Regions from separate parts of the Homo sapiens genome. Here region 1 is linked to region 2. The links are chromatin loops, found by intact Hi-C in ENCODE. Cell type or tissue: CD4-positive, alpha-beta T cell. All regions are shown on one strand. Links, peaks and the distances in the headings refer to the core of each region. The heading gives the core; the rest is flanking DNA.

Evidence for each region. Hi-C counts contacts between places; a loop is a spot of excess contacts. Peaks named below come from ENCODE experiments on the same cell type or tissue, not always from the same donor. Only the 100,000 strongest peaks of a DNase experiment are listed, where the experiment ranks them.
Region 1: it touches region 2 in a loop (13-fold over the local background); 7 of 110 quality-filtered maps call a loop at or near these places.

Annotation. Positions count from the first base shown.
Region 1 is chrX:46,378,604-46,384,262 of GRCh38, forward strand. No RefSeq gene overlaps it. Among named protein-coding and RNA genes, the nearest start is that of LINC01186, 54 kb to the left of the region's middle. In CD4-positive, alpha-beta T cell, for the core only: no CTCF peak of the experiment used is centred there; a DNase peak (open chromatin) is centred at 3,218.
Region 2 is chrX:46,682,894-46,688,552 of GRCh38, forward strand. All of the region lies in intron 1 of SLC9A7 (solute carrier family 9 member A7), which reads right to left. It also overlaps the pseudogene YBX1P8. Among named protein-coding and RNA genes, the nearest start is that of SLC9A7, 73 kb to the right of the region's middle. In CD4-positive, alpha-beta T cell, for the core only: CTCF peaks have their summits at 3,315 (motif pointing left) and 3,523; a DNase peak (open chromatin) is centred at 3,338.

The sequences.
Region 1 (5,659 bases), core at 422-5,421, 300 kb before region 2:
TCCAGTGGTTCCCTATTGCCAAGCCAGAAACAAACAAAGCAAAACAAAATGAAAAGCAAAATACACCTCAGTTTGGCATACAAGGCCATTCATGATCTGACTTCTGTTTACTTTTCCAAGCCAGATGATTTCCCACTATCCCAACCCCCTGCAACCTATTCAGCAGCCACAGAAGACAACACAATATTTCCCTAAAATGCCTTACATTCACCCACCAGAGCATTTTTTTTTCTTCAAAATACCTTCACAATCTGACATGTAAGTTCTATGAAGACAGAAACTTTGGTGCACCAAAAGTATACCCAGTACCTAGGCATGTGATAAACATTTTTTAATTGTGTTGCCGAAATGCCAGGGATTCAGTCCAGGCCCTGCTGATGGCCACACAGAACGCCAACCACTGAAACAATGAGTATTACCAGGGAAGAAGGCTTTAATTGGGTGCTGTGACCAAGGAGAACGACAGATAAAGTCTCAAACCCATCTCTCCAACTGGGGGTTTTATATAGTAGGGAAGGTGGGAAAACAGGAATTAAGGAGGGGAAAGAAAGCAATGATGATGGATGAGGGGTCTGGCATCTCATTGTCCAGATGCAGTGATCTGATGAGTTTCAGTCCCTTGCCTGAGGGTCGGTTTCCTAAGGAACGAACTCAGATGAGACAAATGTAAGTTTCTAATTTTAAGACCAGGGAGGGTCAATTTCTATATTTATTTAAAAAACCATAAATATTAGTTCTATGGGACAATCAGACCAGTTTTAAATGAATGATGTTCACCTTGTGAGAAATGTCCTTTTCTGATATCCTTACCCATTTATGTACTATCATTTCTTTCTATGCATCATTCATTCCTTCTCCACAACCCATCGCAGATGATCCTCACAAAGTCAGTCTCTTGTTTATGTCTTCTTTTCCCTTGTTTGTCTTCTTCTCTAACACTTTCATTGGCTGCCTCAGATTACAGGCACTCCTGCCTCTGGTTCTCCTGATGAAAAGCCCCTGGAAGGCAGAGAATATGTTCCAAGTATGAAGTCTGGCACTTAATGGGAGCTCAAAAAAAAGGATTATGTATTAAACAAAAGTTTGTTAACAATAGCCAGACCATCCAATACGTTCCATTAACAAGGTTTTTTCCATAGGAGATTTTCTTCTTTTCAGAGACAAAATGTGGACATTATAAATTATATTATATAATATCAGGGATCAGAAAACTTTTTCCAAAAAGGGCCAGATAGTAAATATTTTAGGCTTTGTGGACCATAAGGTCTCTGGCAGCCATAGAAAATACATAAACAAGGCTGGGTGCGGTGGCTCACGCCTGCAATCCCAGCACTTTGGGCAGCCTAGGTGGGAGGAACAATTGAGGTTAGGAGTTTAAGACCAGCCTGGCCAACATTGTGAAAAACCCTGTATCTACTAAAAATACAAAAATTAGTTGGGCGTGGTGGCACGCATATGTAATTCCAGCTACTAGGGAGGTTGAGGCAGGAAAATCGCTTGAACCCTGGAGGCAGAGGTGGCAGTGAGCCAAGATTGTGCCACTGCACTCTAGCAGCCTGGGTGACAGAGCAAGACCCTATAGAAAGAAAGAAAGAGAGAAAGAAAAAGAAAGAGAGAAAGAAAGAAAGGGGATAGATAAAGAAAGAAAGAAAGGAAGAAAGAAAGAAAGGAAGGAAGAAAGAAAGAAAGAGAAAGAAAGGAAGAAAGAAAGAGAAAGAAAGAAAGAAAGAGAAAGAAAGGAAGAAAGAAAGAAAGAAAGGAGGGAGGGAGGGAAGGAAGAAAGAAAGTGGGAGGGAGGGAGATAGAGAAAGAAAAAGAAAGAAAGAAAGAAAGGAAGGAAGAAAGAGGGAGGGAGGGAGATAAAGAGAGACAAAGAAAAGAAAGAGAAAGAAAGAAAAATAAATAAATAAATAAATTACATAAACAAATGGACACTGCTGTATTCCAATAAAACTTTATCTATAAAAGCAGAGAGTGGGCTGGATGTGGCCCATGGGCTATAGTTTGCCAACCTGGTATTAAATCATAACATCAAAATTAGCAGGCACGATGGCTGCTGCGTTCTTCAGCTTCTCCTTTCACTAAGGCAGACAAAACACTCTCCAGTTAGGATCAAAACACACTCATTCCCATACTTCAATAAACGGCTTCTCAGTGCTGATGTCGGTTCCTGCTGGAGGGATCCAAAAATAAATATGTGAAACTCACTTGTGAGAGTCCACTACATAAATATTTGACATTCTGCAGTATCATTTCCTTCCTCTGTATTTCTCAGTTTATAGCTCGTTGATTTTTAAACTTCATTTCCTAATTTTTTAGCATTAAAAACTAGATTCTGTTTTCAGAGTGGTGTGCCATTCCACAAATATATAACATTTTCCTCTTCTAATGAATTCCTTTCTAATTGAGAAAAAATAAATCAGAATACTGAATTGAATATTCATTATAGTCTAAACTATATAACAAATGTTCACAGAATTGGTAAGTGAATATTTTTCAGTACTATAAAGAAAAATTTTATTTCGGTGGAAAACTCTGTATCATCTGTAGCACATATTTCTGGTTTATCAGATTCTGGTCCTGTTCATTATCTTTGAACTATTGTGCATCACTTTATAAATTGAAGGAAACTGATATATATCATACAAACTCTGTCTTGTCTGATGGAGATTTAGTTGACTTTCTCTTCCTCAGGAAACACCAGTTAGGGTTCCTACCTGCAAATTAGACTGGATCCTGCTACCTTGCCCAGATTCTTGGTCAGTTGTTTAACAAACTTTCAGTTCTTTCCGTTTTCTTCAATATCTGGCTACGACCCTTCAAACGAACATTTCCAATTTTTCTCTCTCCTGCCTGACTCCTGAATCACCAAGAACTAAAACCTGACTGCCCAAAACCCTATTGAGATGCTGGACTTCCTTGCACTTGACCTTTTCCTCCAGGACTTAAAGAAACCTTGCAAATCGAATCCCAAAAACTTGATATAAACCTCAAAGGACTCACTCTCACAGATGACCATGCATGGGCTGGAATTTCTGTCTGAACAAACCACTGCCTTGACCACTAAGAAATCCAAAGAAATGCCCAGGTCATATACACACACTCTTACATGAGTAGTAGCCACAACCATGGACAATATTATCAAGAGCATAGACATCCTAGCTTGAGAGCATCAAGAAAATCAGCTGTGCTGCCTAACCAACTGGTGCTCTCATAATTTGGGCCTGCAGAGGGAGCGCATGTGCCGTAGCCAGAAGCAACCACTATACCTTTGTTCCCCAAAACTCTGATATCTTAATCACATTAGAGATGCCAACAAAGAAATTTGCTGAATATCTTCAATTCTCCTGATTCTTAATCTGAAGAGTTTCCTCTATCCATTTCTTGGAATCCAGTAGCCTGGTTGCCCTCAGGGTTCAACTCCTAGCTCTTTATAGGTTAACATAACCTTTTATTTTTATATCAGTGTTTCTGTATTTTACTTTAAGCATCCCTCTTTTGAAATGCCTGATTTCTAGGCCCCTAAAACAATTTACCTTTGCTACCGCCTCTCAAAAGATAGATCAACTGATTTTACCGGACATTGCTGTGGGGGAGAAAAAATAAATTTCTCTTTACCCTTCACCATTCTTAACTGGGACTTCCTGTAACAAAAGGCAGATTCCTGGCCGGGCGCAGTGGCTCACACCTGTAATGCCAACATTTTGGGAGGCTGAGGAGGGCAGATCACTTGAAGTTAGGAGTTTGAGACCAGCCTGGCCAACATGATGAAACCCCGTTTCTACCAAAAATACAAAAATTAGCCGGGGGTAGTGGCAGGCGCCTGTAATCCCAGCTACTCGGGAGGCTGAGGCAGGAGGCAGAGGTTGCAGTGAGCTGAGATTGCACCACTGCACTCCAGCCTGGGTGACAGAGTAAGACTCCGCCTCAAAAAAAAAAAAAAAATTAACAAGAGAAAAAAACAGAAGTTTATTAATACATATGTTGACAAAGATTCTTTGCTTGGTCAAACTTTACTCAGGCTTTTGAACCTTCTGCTAGGCCCATCTGTGCACTTCTCTGTAAAATTCAGTTTTAGCAAAAACTCTGCTAAGTCAGTTTAGCAAGAATCCCCCAGCCTTGACATCTGATCGAGTTCCTCATACTCCACCATCCCCCAGGTGATATCTGTTCACCCTGGCCTGTCCTCAGCAAGAATCCTGTTAGATCAGTTGAACCAGAATCTACATTACTCTTGATGTTCCCCTTAGTCGTTGTCCATCCACAGACCCCCACACTGCTCCTTGGCCATAAATTCCCACCTGCCCAGGCTGTATTCAGAGTTGAGTCCAATCTCTCTGCCCTGCTGCAAGGCCCTGTTGCAGTGGTCTCTATAAATACCATGATGGTCTTGGGTAAAGTATTCCTTACAGTGCTTTAACAAGTAACATTAAGTATTTTTTCTTTAACAATATCTTGGGCCAGGTGTGGTGGCTCATGCCAGTAATCCCAACACTTTAGGAGGCCAAGGCAAGAGGATTGTTTGAGCCCAGGAGCTCAAGACCAGCCTGGCCAATATAGAGAGAACCCATCACTACAAAAAATTTTAAAAATTATCCAAGCGTGGTAGCACACGCCTGTAATCCTAGCTACTTGCAGAAGGATGCTTGAGCCCAGGAGGTTGAGGCTGCAGTGAGCAAAGATTGTGTCACTGCAGTGCAGCCTGGGCAACAGAGTGAGACCCTGTCTCAAATATATAATATATACTATATAGTATATATTAATATATTATATATTTTTATATATAGTATATATTCATATATATTATATATTTTTATATATAGTATATATATATTATATATTTTATATATAGTATCTATAAATACATATTATATATTTTATATATAGTATATATATTATATATTTTACATATAGTATCTATAAATATATATTATATATTTTACATATAGTATCTATAAATATATATTATATATTTTATATATAGTATCTATAAATATATATTATATATTTTATATATAGTATCTATAAATATATATTATATATTTTATATATAGTATATATATTAATATATTATATATTTTATATATATTATATATTTTATATATAGTATATATATTAATATATTATATATTTTATATATAATATATTAATATATTATATATTTTATATTATATATTTTATATATAATATATTAATATATTATATATTTTATATATAATATATTAATATATTATATATTTTATATATAATATATTAATATATTATATATTTTATATATAATATATTAATATATTATATATTTTATATATAGTATCTATAAATATATATTATATATTTTATATATAGTATCTATAAATATATATTATATATTTTATATATAGTATCTATATTAATATATATTATATATTTTATATATAGTATCTATAAATATATATTATATATTTTATACATAGTATCTATAAATATATATTATATATTTTATACATAGTATCTATATTAATATATATTATATATTTTATACATAGTATCTATAAATATATATTACATATTTTATACATAGTATCTATATTAATATATATTATATATTTTATACATAGTATCTATATTAATATATATTATATATTTTATACATAGTATCTATAAATATATATTATCTATT
Region 2 (5,659 bases), core at 503-5,502:
AGCAATTCTCCTGCCTCAGCCTCCCAAGTAGCTGGGACTACAGGCACCCACCACTACACCCGGCTAATTTTTTTTTTTTTTTTTTTTTTGTATTTTTAGTAGAGACAAGGTTTCACTATGTTGGCCAGGCTGGTCTCGAACTCCTGACCTCAAGTGATCTGCTGGCTTCAGCTTCCCAAAGTGCTGGGATTACAGGTGTGAGCCACCACATCCAGCCAGCCCTGTGACCACTTTTAACACCTGAGCATGTCTCATTTCTCAGGCTTCTAGTGGAGGAAGATGGGATGACAAGCAGCAAAGATTTTTCTGGCCAGGACAGCACAAAGCAGAACTGCTGAGCTCTTTCATTTCACTCAGCAGCATCCCTCAAGCCAGTCCTGTTGCCATGTGCCAGCAAGGACCAGCCCACTGGAATTTCCAGTTGCTATAAATGTAACTTGCTTTGCCACACATCAGAGGAAAGGGGAGAAAAAAGAAATTCTTTTGCTTAGGTCATTTGAAACACTGGTATCATGGAGAAGGTAATTACACCCCTTGGGAAGTGAAACACTGCAGTGTACATTTGAGGAGTCAGGATTCAGGGGCTGGAGAGCTGGCTTCTTGGGGCTGTAGCTATGAGATGGCTAAGATCATCAGCTACAAGTATGTAAGTCTCATACCCTTCTTAGTAGGGCTCTCCCATTAGGAAAAATAAAAACAGCAAGATCATGTATAAGCATTCAATTCTGTGAATAAGGAAGGAGTGTGGCTCCCTGGACCTGAACACGAGTCAGACATGCCCAAGTAAAAGTGAGTGAAAGATTAAAAAACAAAAACAAAAAACCAGCCATAAATCACTATCAGACACTTTCTATAATTCTCTAGAAGGAAAATTTCAGACTTCTCTCTAAATTCAGTTCTTTGCTGGCAATATTAAAAGACAGAATGATATATTTGCTTCCTCATCTCATTTTGCCATTAATGGAGAAAGTTGCTGAGAAAAAGAACGATGTTTACTGTCTTCCATGTGTAATGTTCTATAATGTCTCTTATCACCAAGATATATAAGAACTCACAAGACATTGTTGAATAGCAAATAAAATATAAAATCTAGAAAAATATAGTTCTTTGAGCCAAAATCTGCATCTGTGTTGTGTTATTATAATTATTATAGACCCATATTAACAGATACTTGCAGTTTGTTGACTTGTAATAAAACAACTTGATTTTTTTTACAACTTAAAAATGAGTTTCTTAATAATCTCAATCTGACCAGATACGAAACAATTTGAAAACCTTTAAAGGCATATAAGAAAAACCAGACCTTTTATTTTATTTTATTTGTTTTTTGAGACAGAGTCTCACTTTGTCACCCAGGCTGGAGTGCAGTGGTGCAATCTCGGCTTGCTGCAACCTCCGCCTCCCAGGTTCAAGCAATTCTCCTGCCTCAGCCTCCCGAGTAGCTGGGACTACAGGCATGCGCTATCACACCCAGCTAATTTTTGTATTTTTAGTAGAGACGGGGTTTCACCATGTTGGCTAGGCTGGTCTCGAACTATTGACCTCTGGTGATCCACCCACCTCGGCCTCCCAAAGTGCTGGGATTACAGGCGTGAGCCACCATGCCTGGCCCCAGACCTTTTAAAAAACATATTTAAAAAAACATATTTATCATTACCAAAAAGAGATGTCTGTAGGGAAAAGTAATGAAAGCTCCATAACTCAGATAGTGCTAGCTGTCTGGTAAATGGGCCAAAAGCAGTCACTTAAGGTCTTCAGAACCAATCTTTTGTTCAGGTCTTATTGCTGGAATTTATATTCATTTATTCCTGTAGGATGACAAACCAGATGACACTAGAAATGGTTGGCTGGCATTTACTCTGTCCTGCTCTGCTCAGCCTTGGCAACGGACTTCCTAGCTGTCAGTCTCTTTGCCATCTTGTGGTTCAGGGTTTTCTGGGTGTCTGTGCTGGTAACTGAAGTTGGGGGGTGCCTACAATGACATGGCTGCTGGCCTTGGGTGTTCATTACTGTTCTAGGTGAGGAGGGGCCCTGGAGATTCGTGGTCTGTAACCCCAATACGTAATCTGTCTCACTGACCTACCTCTTCTCCTTCACCCTGGTTGTCACCACCCTCCATCACTTGTCTCTGCACAGGAGGGTTAGAACACTCTGGTCAAGAATCATAGGGTCTCTGCAAGGGAGGAGGCATCTTCTGTGTGCTGTAAGGCCTGACGTTTAAGGGAACTCTCCAATCCTTCTTTTCCCCACTCTCATTGTTCTGGTAATTGTGCTGGTGACCGTGTGGAAGACCCCCATGATGCAGATAACATCTATAATGGCTTCAGTCTACTGCATCTGTACTGCCTGGCACTGGAACTCCACCAGGGCCTGCAATCTTTGCTGCCTGTGTACCGTTTTCTCCTTCAACATCGAACTCCACAGCTTCTCCATCCCCTGTACTGCCAGGGTGTTTCCTGGGGGTTATTCTTCTTTATGACAATCTGGCATACAAATACATCTCACCCAGTGTCATTCCTGTGGACGAAACCATATATATTTCTTACACTGAACCATCTTACTGTTCCCAAACTTTCACTGGGATAACCTTCTTGTCCTGTTTGCAGGCTGCCACTCCCTCTGCCTCTGCCCATGGTGTCATGCCAAGTGTCTCAGCCTCACTGCTCATGTTTGCGGTCACAGTAATGGTGACTGGGGCCAGCTGTGGCAGCAGTGGCCCCTTTGCAGGTGTGATGGTAATGAGATTGGTGGCAGTGGAGCTGTTCAGGGCTCTGGGGGGCTCTCTCTCCACTCTAGATGGAACTCTGTGATGCTTTTTAGTCTTATTTCACTCCCTGGTTAGACAGTTATTTTCTGACGAAGTTTTACATGGCAAAGACGACTCTAGCCCTTCAACACTCATCATAATACAGGATGATCTGCAGCATCTGGAGGCAGCTATTTGGAACATGATTTAACTTAAATTGTCATCAGGAAGCCAAAACAAGTCATTTACAGACTATCTTTCTCCTAAAAATCAGAACCTGCTTCATGTAACTCATTGTTTCTTGACTTTTCTAACCTCATTATTAGCAGAGCTAATGGAAAGACTGAAGCATACTAGCAAAGGTCCTCATGAATACTACTCTAACAAGAGAGGGTTTATATTTGTAGACAAATTCCTCAATTAGAGGAAACATTCTTCAACTCTCTTCCAGTAATCATCACTATCATATTTACAATCATCACCAGATGACGAATATTGCTTTTTAAAGTTGTAAAACCTTTTCTTCTCTACCCTGGGCCCAATGCGCTCATATTAAAGATGGAAGGGAGACAGCGAAGGTGGTGATGCTGCCCCCTTGTGGTTAAAATATGGCAACACAAAACACCACAGCAGAGATGTAAGGTTAACACCATCCTGACAGTTTTGACCAAAAATATACCAAGCCACAGGGTACACCACTAACTCAAGGTAGAGTTTGGGTACCTCCCCAGACATTTTAGATTCATATTTATTACCACTATATTCCATGGCATGATATTAAGTTCATATTTGGCGTTTTCCAGTTGAAGAAAGAATAGGATATTAGAACTGCAGGAAGGTAATTAGGTGAGAAAATGATAAAGACTTGGAGAAAACATGAACAGCATATTTTCATCTGCTGGATCTCGGAGACATCCTGACAGGGAACTGTGAAGTGGTCATAGCTACAAGGAATTAAAACATGCACTAGATTTTTTTTTGAAAGCTTCAGAAAGTTCAGTATTCATAAAAAATGATGGAGAGCAACAGAAGCACTAATGATTTGACCAGATTAACAGCCTAGTGTTCTAGATCACAAAGAGAAATAACCTACTGTGTGTTTGGGCCAGGGAAAATAGCACATAAAATGTCAGCTGATAAAGAGACAATCACTGATTTCGTAGGTACATTACTAATGAAAGAATTGTTTTGAACTTTTACAGAAAGCAAATATGGATGAAATTCCTTTGACATTTGATGTGGCTTAAAACAAGATGGTAAACTCCAAAGGGGCAAAAATTCGAGACTGTTTCAACTTGTGGATAGGAAAAAAACTCACTTCACAACTGTACTTGCATATATATAGTTTATGTATGTGCTTATCCAAAACTTGGTAGTATGATGAAGGAATATAATCATGAGAGCAACGTGTGGTTTAAAAATCCCACGGGTTCATTAAAGAAACCAGCTCCCATTGGTCTGGTGCCAGTTTTCCTTTTGTGGCTGAGGCTGTTGGGAGGAGAGCTGAACAAGTGGACATGGTGAGGTTTAATTCTAGACAGCCATCCATCAGCTACAATATTTAAATGTCTATGTTAATAAGCCTTTGTTACGGAGGAGAACAGGTACGTGGGTGCACTGTTCTTTAGTGAGACCTCATTTTTTCTTATGTAAGGTACTGAGGGTAGGTGATCACCTGATCAGTGTGGCCACCACTGTGGAGTTTTTTACAGCACAGTAGGGGTTGTTATGAGTTTTAAAGCTTCATCTGAAATTCCAAGAAAAGAAAGTATCTCATTTTGCATCCAGTTACACAGTGTTTGAAGATGGTGATAACTATTTCTAATTCAATGAATAAAGAGAATCCAATGGATTCCAGCAGTTGACAATGACTTTTCAGGTTTGGGGGTAATTTACATGACTTGGATTTTGAGAGTGAATATTACAGCCCTTTCAATACCTTGTTCTACTTGTTCTGCTACTTATGCAGCTGTGTTATTCGTTGATATATTAGTTTCAAGGAGAATTCATTCAAAATATTTTTGTTCCTTGTTTTGAATATGTGGTGAAACTAAAAAGCAATTTTATTAAGGTACAATTTACATACCATAAGATTCACCCATTTTAGAGTATACTATTCAATGATTTTTAGTATATTCACAGAGTTGCACAATCATCACTGCAATCTGATTTTGAAACATTTCCATCTGCAGTCACTTCCTGCTTCCTACTCCAATTCCCAGGCAACTACTAATCTACCTTCTGTACTATAGATTTGCCGTTTCTGGACTTTTAATATAAATGGTGTCATACAATATGTAGCCTCTTGTGTCTGGCTTCTTTCACTTAGTATGTTTTCAAGGTTTATCTATGTTGGAGGCATGTATCAGTACTTCATTCCTTTTTATTGCCAAATAGTATTCCACTGTACCAGTGTATCATATTTTATTTGTCCATTAACTAATCAATAAATATTTGAGTTGTTTCCCTTTTTTGTTAATGTGAATAACGCTGCTATGAACATTTGCATACAAGTCTGTGGACATGTTTTCATTTCCCTAGAGTAGATACCTAGGAGTGGAACTGCTGTGTCATATGATAAATCTATGTTTAATATTTTAGAAACTGCCAAACTACATTGGGAAAAATGTATTGTTTTACATTCTCGCCAGCAACACATGAGAGTTACAGTTTGTTGGCCGGGCGCAGTGGCTCACACCTGTAATCCCAGCACTTTGGGAGGCCGAGGCGGGCAGATCACCTGAGATCAGGAGCTCGAGACCAGCCTGACCAACATGGAGAAACCCCATCTCTACTAAAAATACAAAATTAGCTGGACGTTGTGGCACATGCCTGTAATCCTAGCTACTCAGGAGGCTGAGGCAGGAGAATCGCTTGAACCTGGGAGGTGGAGGTTACGGTGAGCCAAGATCG